Regions from separate parts of the Homo sapiens genome. Here region 1 is linked to region 2. A link is a loop called in an ENCODE intact Hi-C map of the cell type or tissue named here. Cell type or tissue: K562. All regions are shown on one strand. Links, peaks and the distances in the headings refer to the core of each region. The heading gives the core; the rest is flanking DNA. Region 1 has its middle 46 kb from the start of PTF1A. Region 2 overlaps LOC107984215 (a long non-coding RNA gene).

Region 1 (5,383 bases), core at 132-5,131, 64 kb after region 2:
TTTAGTTGGCAGTACTTGAACACCAGGACGAGTTATTTTTTTGAGATCACTCTTTGTTCGTGCCAGGAAAATCCTGCTTTCTGTGTTTAAGAAAATGCCTCGCCATCTATCCACCCCCGTAGGAGGGCATGAATGCAGCTTGCCCAGTCAAAAACAAGGAAGGCCAGAACACATCCCACAGAAAGTTGCTAACGGATCCATAAAAGATTTTTTTATTGATCTTTATTTTATAGTCCTAAGGTTCTGATTCCATGTGAGCATCACCCCTGGGTACTTTTATAACTTTTTAAATCAACTGCACCCTGTGAGACAAATAACTGAGACCTAGGCTGAAAGCCAGAGGGTTCTGATGGCTTGTTCCTCTTGCAGATGGCAACCAGGGTCTACCTTCCGTGACCTCACTCTGCATATTTGCATGCAGACCACGGGACTCAGCCCATACACCTAGCTCTGGTCACCAGAGGCTGAGACCACCAAGTGGATGCATATCATAATAACCAAATTTGGATGGAGCTTTTTAAACAAATATTTTTGAGGCAATAAGAAATTTACAAGATTCTCCAAATGTTATAACATCTAGATGACCACCTCTTTTCATTTTTACTTCACATGTCCCCTCAATAACCTTGCTGGGACATGGAAGTTTTGTTTTGTTTTTGTCATTTGGAAGACCTGATCAAACCAGACAGATGAAAGTGGTTTTAAATTATAGGCAGTCCACTGATTTGGGGTTTGAGGATGACCAACTCCTGAAAGTTCCCTAAATCAGGGGGTTTTTTGTTGTTGTTTGTTTGTTTCGAGACAAGGTCTCGCTGTGTCTCACAGGCTGGAGTGCAGTGGTGCCATCATGGCTCACTGCAGCCTCTACCTCCTGGGCTCAAGCGATGCTCCCACCTCAGACTCCCAAGTAGCTGGGACTACAGACATATACCACTATGCTTGGCTAATTTTGTTTTTTTGCAGAGACGAAGTTTTGCCATGTTTCCCAGGCTGGTCTTGAACTCAGCTCAAGTGATCCACCTGCCCTGGCCTCCCAGAGTGCTGGGATTACAGGTGTGAGCTACTGTGCCCAGCCTAAATCAGAGTTCTAAAAGCCCATGGACAGTAACAGGTAGAGTGTGAAAGCCTTTGGCTGTCTTTCTCCATCACAGCCCCACTGTCCCTGGTTCAATCTTCAAGCCGGTGACCTCCAACACAGCTCTGCTAAGAATAATAAGGGAGAGAAACAATTTTCTCCCTAGCTCAGGCAGTTACTGAGAACATACTACCTGTCACGCACCATGCTAAATATTTGGTATACATGATCTCATATAATCCCTACAACCATCCTATGAGATAGATGTTGATAGTCCCATTTTACAGTTAAAGAGTTCAATGACTTGCCCAAGGATACCCAGCAAGCAGGGTCAAGTTAAGATTTCAACCCAGATTTTTCTTTTTCTTTTCTCTATAGAGTTTTGCTCTGTCACCCAGGGCTGGAGTACTGTGGCTTGATCATAGCTCACTGAAGCCCCAAACTCCTGGGTTCAAGGGATCCTCCTGCCTTAATCTCCCGAGTAGCTAGGACTACAGGCATGCACCAGCATGCCTGGCTAATTTATTTTTATTTTTGTAGAAATGGGGTCTCACTATTTTGCCCAGGCTGGTCTTGAATTCTTGGCCTCAAGTGATCCTCCCACCTAGGCCTCCCAAAGTGCTAGGATTATAAGCATGAGGCACCAGGACCAGCCTCAAACCCAGATTTTTCTGACTCCAAAATCTGTGAGGCTTCTTTTTTAGCACTACTTAACTATCATAAGTCTTTTTTTTTAGATGGAGTCTCGCTCTGTCACCCAGGCTGGAGTGCAGTGACGTGATCTGGGCTCACTGCGACCTCCGCCTCCTGGGTTCAAGAGATTCTCCTGCCTCAGCCTCCAGAGTAGCTGGGATTACAGGTGCACGCCACCACGCCCAGCTAATTTTTGCATATATATATATGTATATAAATATAAAATACAAATTAAAAATACAAAATTAAATACAAATATATATATAAAATACAAATTTTATATATATAATACAAATTATATATATACATATACTTTTTTTTTTTTTTTTTTTTTTGTGTGGAGACGGGGTTTTGCCATGTTGGCCAGGCTGGTCTTGAACTGCTGACCTAGGGTGATCCTCCTGCCTCCGCCTCCCAAAGTGCTGGGATTACAGGCATGAACCACCACACCCGGCCAACTATCATAATTCTTTAGCACTACTATTATAATCTTTCCCTGTGGAAGCCACAGAGAGACCATCAGAGAGACAGCCTAATGAAGTTGGCAGCCACGCCCATCCTGTAACCAGTCCTTTCGCCGGGCGGCTGGGTGGGGAGCGGCTGCTGATAGAGCCTGGTTTCAGCGCACTCTGCAGGAACGTGGGTGTCAGCCATTGTGCTGACCCCAGGATGCTGGTCCCAGCTCCCAGAGCTCCACTCATCGTTCTGATGGACCCTCTGCCCCCAACCAGTTATGTGTCGTGGAATCAAACATCCCAGATCCACACTGCTTCAGTTCCAGCCGTACATACTCAATGGAGGGAAACTGCTGTCCCAGAAAAAAATGACAGAGCCAGCCACGGGGAGGCAAGATGCCTGCCTTTCTCAGCGTCAGATTTGCCTCTGTCACTGTGATCAGCCGTTTTTCTTCTGAGCTGGCCGCTCTCGCTGTGCTGGCTAGGGGACGCAGGATTTCTAGGCCACTTGAAAGATAAAACCCTAACCCAGCAAGCAGCAAGAGGGAGTTTGGGACGTAAAAACCAGCAAGCTCCTAAGAGTGCACAGAGGGTCCCTGACCGCACACAGCTGCTCCGCCCGGGCTACTGTGGAACTGTGCCAGGTCTTACCTGGCTGGGGCAGAAGTGGGTTCTCACCTCTGCACCAGCACTGGGAAGGGCTTCTGTTACTCCCATCCCATCAGCCGTGCACTTCCTGTGCACTTCCCAGGAAAAAAACTGTGTCTGTACATAGCTTCACTCGAAGCCTCCAGAAAGCCTTTCATTGCTGGGTAAAATGCTCAGAGTGAAGTGTGGTTTTTAAGAACAGGATATGATTTTAAATACACACACACACACACACACGAAACTAGAGAAATAAACCAAGCATATGAATTTCTCTGTGTCCTCTAGCCACATTGGCCTCTTTTGGATCCATAAATGCATTGTGTTCCTTCTTGCTTTTAAGTATGCAGGGGCTCTGCACGAAGCCCCTTCCCTCTTACCCGGTTAAATCCTATCACTCTTTAGGTCTCGGCTTGACGCCACTTCCTTGGGAAAAACCCATGAGCTCCTAAACCAGGTCAGATATTCCTGTTATACACTCTAGGCTCTCAAATCACGCAGTAGACGTGCAATTCATGAATTTTGTAGTTACTTGCTTAACAGCATTCTTCCCTGCTAGATGATGGGCTGCAAGTGTCCGGATACGGTTTCCCAGCTTCTCCTTAGTGGTGCTCCCTGCCGCTCAGCTCCTGCCACCACCTATGCAGGAATCAATGTAGGTTTGAATAGCAGGTCTCAGGTGTGACTTTAAAAGCCAGGGTCTGAGCTGGCTCTGCCTCAGAGCGACTGGGCTCTGGAGTCTCTGAAAGCAGGGCTGGTCCTCTCCGTGGAGGTGATGAGCTCAGTGGAGGCCACTCAAGTCTGTCTTGGTCACTGCTGCTCTCCCAGGACATGCATAGTGCCGGTTCATGGTAGATGCTCACTAGACGCTCATTGGATGACTGAATGCTTGTTGGATGCATGGCAGCCTTGGTGCTCTACTGCACAAAGTACTTCAGACAATCATAGTTAGGAAGACCTTATGTCCCATGCCTAGGAGAGTCCTGATCCACGTTAGCTGTCCTTTCTCTCTCAAGAATGTCCAAGTTTAGATGACAAGTGATTTGGATGCACTAGTAGAAGTATCTGTCAATTCAAATTATTCTTCCTATTAAATAAAAACACCTTAATGAAGAAATTAAAATCACTTCAAGGTATCCATATTTTTGACCAGTTTTTATGCTGTCCAGCCGTCAGGTGTTTTAGACCTGTGCTCTAAGCTAGAAACAAAAATAGAAGTTTTTTTTTTCTCTTGTCTGCAGAAAATTGTCACCAGCCTGCTGCTTCCCCATGCATTTTATAAAGGTCACTACTGACTCAACTTTTCTTTTTGCAGGAGAGACTTCATCATAATTCCATTTTCTTCCCAATATCTTAACCCTTAAGTCCTGAGTGGAAACACTGACCACCACAGAGGGCGGTGATGAAAATACCTCACTCAGGGGTCTAAATTCCTTCCTCACTTTGCTCCTAGATTCAACAAAAATTTGCATATAACTCACTTTTTGTCTTATTACAAAAGTAAAAAATGGAGAGAAGAAAATCTACATCACCACAATTCCAACCTCTAAAAATAGCCACCGTGTGTCTTTGGAGATCATTTCCCCCCCAGGTAAATACATACTTTTTATTATATAAAAATGAAATACTTGGGGGAGTTGAAGAAAATTAGTACAGAGTAATCTAACCAACACATCTGTACTATTCACCAGCAGAATGAATCAATGTGAGCATCTGGTGATAATACGTGGGTGTGTATGTGTTTTTCTGTGTGTGTGCATGAAATGCTGCAGGGGAAGGTGACATCTTCTTGGTTCCTCTCTCAGATGTTCCAGTCTCCTTCCTCCTTCGCCAGGAGCAACCAATAACATGAATTCATATATATCCTTCTAGGCCCTGCTTGTGTGTGCGTGCGTGTGCGTGTGTGTGCGTGCATGTGCATGCATGTGTGCGTGTGTGCGTGTGCGTGCGTGTGTGCCTGTGCATGTGTGCGCATGCATGTGTGTGTTCGTGTGTGTGTGTGCGTGTGTGCCTGTGCGTGTGTGTGCATGTGGGCGTGTGTGTGTCTGCGTGTGCGCACGTGTGCAGTGTGCATGTTTATATAATTTACACAATGGTAATTACTATGCATACTGATTTGCGGCCACTGATTTTACTTCTTGGTTTTTTGTTTGTTTTTTTGAGACGAAGTCTTACCCTGTTGCCCAGGCTGGAGTGCCGGGGCATGATTTCTGCTCACTGCAACCTCTGCCTCCCCGGTTCAAATGATTTTCCTGCCTCTGTCTCCCCAGTAGCTGGAAGTACAGCCGAACGCAACCACGCCTGGCTAATTTTTGTATTTTTAGTAGAGATGGGGGTTTCACCATATTGGTCAGGCTGATCTCAGACTCCTGACCTTAGGTGATCCAACCACCTCGGTCTCCCAAAGTGCTGGGATTACAGGCGTGAGCCACCGCGCTGGGCCCACTGATTTTACTTCTACTCTACATGTCTGTAATATCTTCATGTTGATATATGTAGCACGGACTGATTGGTT
Region 2 (5,383 bases), core at 63-5,062:
TATGAGAACTGGTATAATAGACTGCATGTAATAAGGATGTAATCGTAACCTCCAGAGCAACCATTAAAAACAAATACAAAGAGGCATGACTCAAAAATTCAACACAGGGAAAAACAGAGAACCAAAATGCCAAAAACTCAATTAATGCAAAAAATCAGGGAATGAGATTTTAGAGAAAACAAAAAACATTTGGGACAAATGGAAAACAAATAGCAAATAAGCCCCTGAGTCAAGTGTAATGATTCCTGGCGGGACTTAGCTTCTATGGGAAAAGCCCTTATAAATATTATTATAGTCACTAAATCACATAGCCATGGCAGTCCACAGGCTCAATAGTAATATCTATGATAATTTATACACATTAAACTTGTATGAATGGGTTATTAATAATTTCCATTTACTATCTTGTAATCAAGAGAAATTTTTTAGAACCTTCTTACCCAGCAGTTTCAACAAGAATTCTGCTTTGCTGCAGATAAAATACATTTTGAGACTAAGAGCTATTTCCACAATGATTGAAGTATTTCTGATTCTATGACTGGGAGTTGCTTGGGATAGTCTTGGGGATAGACTTTTATTTAAGCTGCCTGGTCCAGACATTCTGAGTATCTGATGCCCTAGCTTCCTGAAGGAGGCAGTGGGGGAGATGAGACTTGAGCACACAGACCTGCAGTGGGAGTGTTGCACAGTCCTCGGCATGAACCCTGAGGTTGCCCAGCTGCTGGACTGGAGAGAAAGACACTAAACCAGGCGCACATGTCCCCAGTGAATGCGGGAGAGTGACCCAAAGGTTGACAGATGGCAGGACTGAGAAACAGATCATGGGTGTTTGTAGACCTAAGTAACCTGAGCCTCAAAGCAGGAGTTTGTTTATGGCCGAAGTGGAATTCCAGAGGACTTGCTGGGAGGAAGGGTGAATCTAGGGTACCACAAAATCAGATTATGGGAGGGGACAGGTAAATGGAGGAGGCTTAATTCACTGTTTATTTCTTTCTGGTTTTCCTTTTGCATGTGCTCATGTTGTTTAGGAATTGTTAGTCTGCCTGGGCTGGGCTAAACGGAACGCAGTAAATTTGTTGTTGCTGTTGTTATTTACAACAGAGCAGGACACTGGACACTGACTGTTCCCAAAAGGAAAGGACGGAATTGAGACCCACGTGTGGACGCTTTCTCCAGTTTTGGAGATGTTCTTTCTAGAGCTCTTTCTTGCAAAACTCTTGGAGGGCTCCGGATTTCATATATGGGGGCAGATTCTTCCGTTACTGAGAATGGCTCAGATTTAATTCCATCACTGCTGCTGTAATGTGAACACGAGCAGCTTAACCTCCACGTGGTTCATTTTCCCCACCCATAAACTGTGGAATGGGATATTTACAATGTACCCAACTGATGGGGAGTCTCATAAAACAAAGTAATTACAAAGACTTTTATGTAGTGTGTGTGTGATAAAATAAAATTGACTGCATTTCTACAGCTTTTAAAATAATCCATAATGAAGTCAATGTGCCATTTTACAATGACTAATGAAATTTAATTTAAATACAAACTTTAGTAATTTATAAAATTGAAAAAAAAAAGCCAAGGATCCAGTTGAATGATGAACACTATTTTCTTGTTTTCTATTGACCTCTTGGTAATCATAAAAGCCAACTTATTACCTACATCAAAAATTTTGTAAGTCTATTAAGTTTCTAGAGGTGATTTTTACTCCATTATCTTGGTAGTATTTCTGAAAAGGCATTAAATACAAGGACTAGTTTCTCCATCTGCTCTGCAACTCTGATTTCCTTGTTTCTAGGGAAATTTACAAAGCTTCTCTTTGAAAAACAAAACAAAACTACTCCATAGCCATCAAATTAAAGAAAAACGTTTGCTCAAGTCCTAATTTTTTTCCTAAGGTAAAACTTCCTTTTCAATCCTGCAGTATAAATTGGACTTTTAGGACTTGCTGAAAGCAGTGTCGGGGGTCAGTTTCCACTGTAGAGTTGTCCTTATAACAAGCTCTGGAAGCATCTTGCTTCATGTTGCCTTGGACCAGATGCCAGTCAAACGAGCAAAAAAGCAAGCCCAGTTATGTAATTATTTTCCAAACCCAATGTCTTGATGCTTTGTTTTACTTTTAAATGTGGCCAATTTCAAACGCCTCTGGGCTCATGGGCAACATTTAAACAAATAACACTCACTGACGCAGAGCCCCAGGCAGCCTCTCTCTTACTCAGTCAGGTTTCAGCTGTCTGCATGGCAAAGGTCCTAAAAGAAAGATTTTGCACAAAGCTTCTGAGGTCAAGAAACCCAAGGCTATGTGGAATAATTTGCTCTTACTTCTTTTTCCATGGTTCTGATTTTTAAGTACGGGGGATTACCCATTGCCTGTAGCTCATTAATCACGGTAGCTTTTGATTATGAAAAGTGCTGTCCAAAAGATAGGACTCTGAGGACTTGGCAGGGAGGTTCTCTGCCCGTCCCTTGAACGTGCCAGAACACCCTGAACTCTGCCAACTATGATTACACTTGGCATTAATTGAAGATGCTGAGAGATATAAGCCTTCCTGAGTTTAGCCACCTGGAGCAGATTAAAATCTGGGTCCTGCCGGTGAGGAGGTCTGAGGGATTGGGAATACAAGGCTGTTTTAATCTTTTCCAAGTCAGGCTGTTTAGAAATATCCATACATCAAATGTTCATGGATCTCATACAATTTCCTTCTCAGGGGAGAATTCAATTACCAGTAACATGAAGTGGGATTAACTTGTTGTGGTGAGCCATCTGGAGACAGAAGATTCACCATCCCCTGTAAATATGTTCAGAGATTTGCCCCCATGATTTCAAAGAAGTTGCTGAAGGTGCTCAAAGGCACAATGATGTTTGCTCTGAAAGCCTTGTTCAGTGGACCCAGTGAAATTAAGATGCAACTAGAGGATAATCTAGACCTTCCTCCATGCTGAAATACTTCTCTGCCACAAGAGGGTGATATTTGGGTTTCAAGGACCAGACTATTTGTAAAGATACAACAAGAGCCGGTGGAAGCCGGGTGCGGTGGCTCACACTTGTAATCCCAGCATTTTGGGAGGCTGAGGTGGGAGGATCACTTGAGCCTAGGAGTTCAAGACCAGCGTGGGGAACATAGTGAGACCTTCTCTCTACAAACACATACAAAAATTAGCCAGGCATGGGGGTGCGTGTCTTTAATCCCAGCTACTCAGGAGGTTGAGGCAGGAGGATTGCTGGAATCTTGGAGTTGGCCACTATAGTTAGCCATGATTGCATCACTGCACTTCAACTGAGCAACAGAGTGAGACCCTGCCGCCGCCCACCTCGCCCCCCGACAACCCCTGCCAAAAAAAAAGAGCCAGTAGAACCGTCCTGGAACCATACTTCATATGTAAACAAAGGCTCATGAAAATGGAAGTGCATGGACTGGAGGACTAGCAGAGAAATTACTGAGTTAGAATTCAGCTTTCTAGATTTTTATTCTAGAATGCCAGATAGATAGGGGTGGTTCCCTTGAGGAAAAAAGGAACACATTTAGATTAGCCTCAGAAAGTAAAGGACCCAAAGGAGCACTAGAGGCAGCAAAAGTCTTCACATATGAATGGAAGAAAAGTAATTGGCAGAGTGTGGGGATAAAGACAAGATGCCTCAGACATGAAGAGCCCAGGAGATCAATGACCAGAGGCGGAGTTCCCTGGACCAAACCCAGATTCATCCTGAAATAATGCCAGTCTGCAGAGTAGGAAAGATGCCAGGCCTCTGGAGGGGAAACTCACCTCTGCTAAAAGGTAAGTGCTAGCCCACCAATTTGGCCAGAAAACCTCTGTGATATGGGAACAGAACCAGATAGATCAGAATAATAAAATACTATTTTTATATTGGTTTTACTAACTGTTCATCATATTTAAATTCATATTTAAATATTAAAATCACCAACAAACTATATACAAAGTATCTTCTTTAACTTGCAAATAAATTATGATACATCCAAACAATAGTGAAGCCATTAAAATTACACACACACACACACACACACACACACTGATTGAATTTTGAGCAATATACATAAGCTTTCGAGATGCATTTGGTAAGACTAGAATAAGCTTAATTTTTAAAAAGCAGGCAATGGAACTAAGAGAAAAGAAAATTATAAACTAAACTCAATTTTGAACATAAATGCAAAAATCCTAAAAAAGACATTGGGAAACCAAATTAAATGCATGTTTTAAAATAACAAATCACGTCATGACCAAGTATGGTCATGAAAATGACCTGAAAATTTCAATGATGACTTAGCATTAGTAGAAACTCTATTAATATAATACACTACATTAACACAGTAAAAGAGAAAAATTATATGATTATCTCACTGCAGCAGGAAAGTCAACAAATAAAATCCAACGCTCATTCATGACAAAAACTCTTAGTAAACTAGGAATAGAAAGGAACTTCTATATCCTAATAAAGATTAACTACCAAAAATCTCCAACAATCTATGCTCTGTATCGGGGAAATGTTAGAAGCATTTCCTTTAGAGTCAGGAACAAAACAAGGGCACCTGCTATCACTACTTCTATTCAACATTGAATGGGGGTCTCAGCCAGCACAATAAGAAATTAAAGGTATTGGACAGGAAAGGAAGAAAGATGATGTGATAATGAGATTGTTTTCATAGAAAATCTAAGAAATTCTTCAAGACACATTGTTGAATGCAAGAAGGGAGTTTGGCAAGATTACTCGGTAAAATACAGTCATATACCATATAATGACATTTCTTTCAACAATAGGCCACATATACCATGGTAGTTCATTAAGATTATCATACTGTATTTTTACTGTACCTTTTCTATGTTTATATATGCTTAGATACACAGATACTTGCCATTGTGTTAACAATTGTCTACAGTATTTAGTATAGTCACATGCTGTACAGGTTTGTAGCCTAGGAGCAGCAGGCTATACCATATAGCCTAGTTATGTAGTTGGTTGTACCATCTACGTTTGTGTAAGTACACTCTATGATGTTTACACAATGACAAAATCACCTAATGATGCATTTCTCAGGATGCCTCTCTCTTCGTTAAGCAATACATGACTGTATAAATATACTAAAATTACCCTCAAATACACAACAAGAAGAAATTAGAATGTTTAACACACACACAATAGCAACAAAGGTTACAAGGTTTCTATGAATAAATATAAGAAAAGATGTACAAGCCCTTTATGGACAATAGCATAAAACTATAGAAAAATATAAAAGAAAACCTAAGTTTTCTTTTAGTACTTCATTATTTTAACTTATTATTTTAATTTCAAATGTTATTTTAAAAAGCAGCAACTGTCTGCCTCTTACTCTATAAATTCAAAGCAATTCCAATCAACATTTCAATA

Evidence for each region. Hi-C counts contacts between places; a loop is a spot of excess contacts. Peaks named below come from ENCODE experiments on the same cell type or tissue, not always from the same donor. Only the 100,000 strongest peaks of a DNase experiment are listed, where the experiment ranks them.
Region 1: it touches region 2 in a loop (4-fold over the local background); 3 of 110 quality-filtered maps call a loop at or near these places.

Annotation. Positions count from the first base shown.
Region 1 is chr10:23,143,571-23,148,953 of GRCh38, forward strand. No RefSeq gene overlaps it. Among named protein-coding and RNA genes, the nearest start is that of PTF1A, 46 kb to the right of the region's middle. In K562, for the core only: no CTCF peak of the experiment used is centred there; a DNase peak (open chromatin) is centred at 2,351; H3K4me3 peaks cover 260 bases; H3K27me3 peaks cover 2,605 bases.
Region 2 is chr10:23,079,143-23,084,525 of GRCh38, forward strand. The region is part of intron 1 of LOC107984215 (a long non-coding RNA gene); the gene reads right to left. Among named protein-coding and RNA genes, the nearest start is that of MSRB2, 14 kb to the right of the region's middle. In K562, for the core only: a CTCF peak has its summit at 2,962 (motif pointing right); a DNase peak (open chromatin) is centred at 2,959; H3K27me3 peaks cover 394 bases.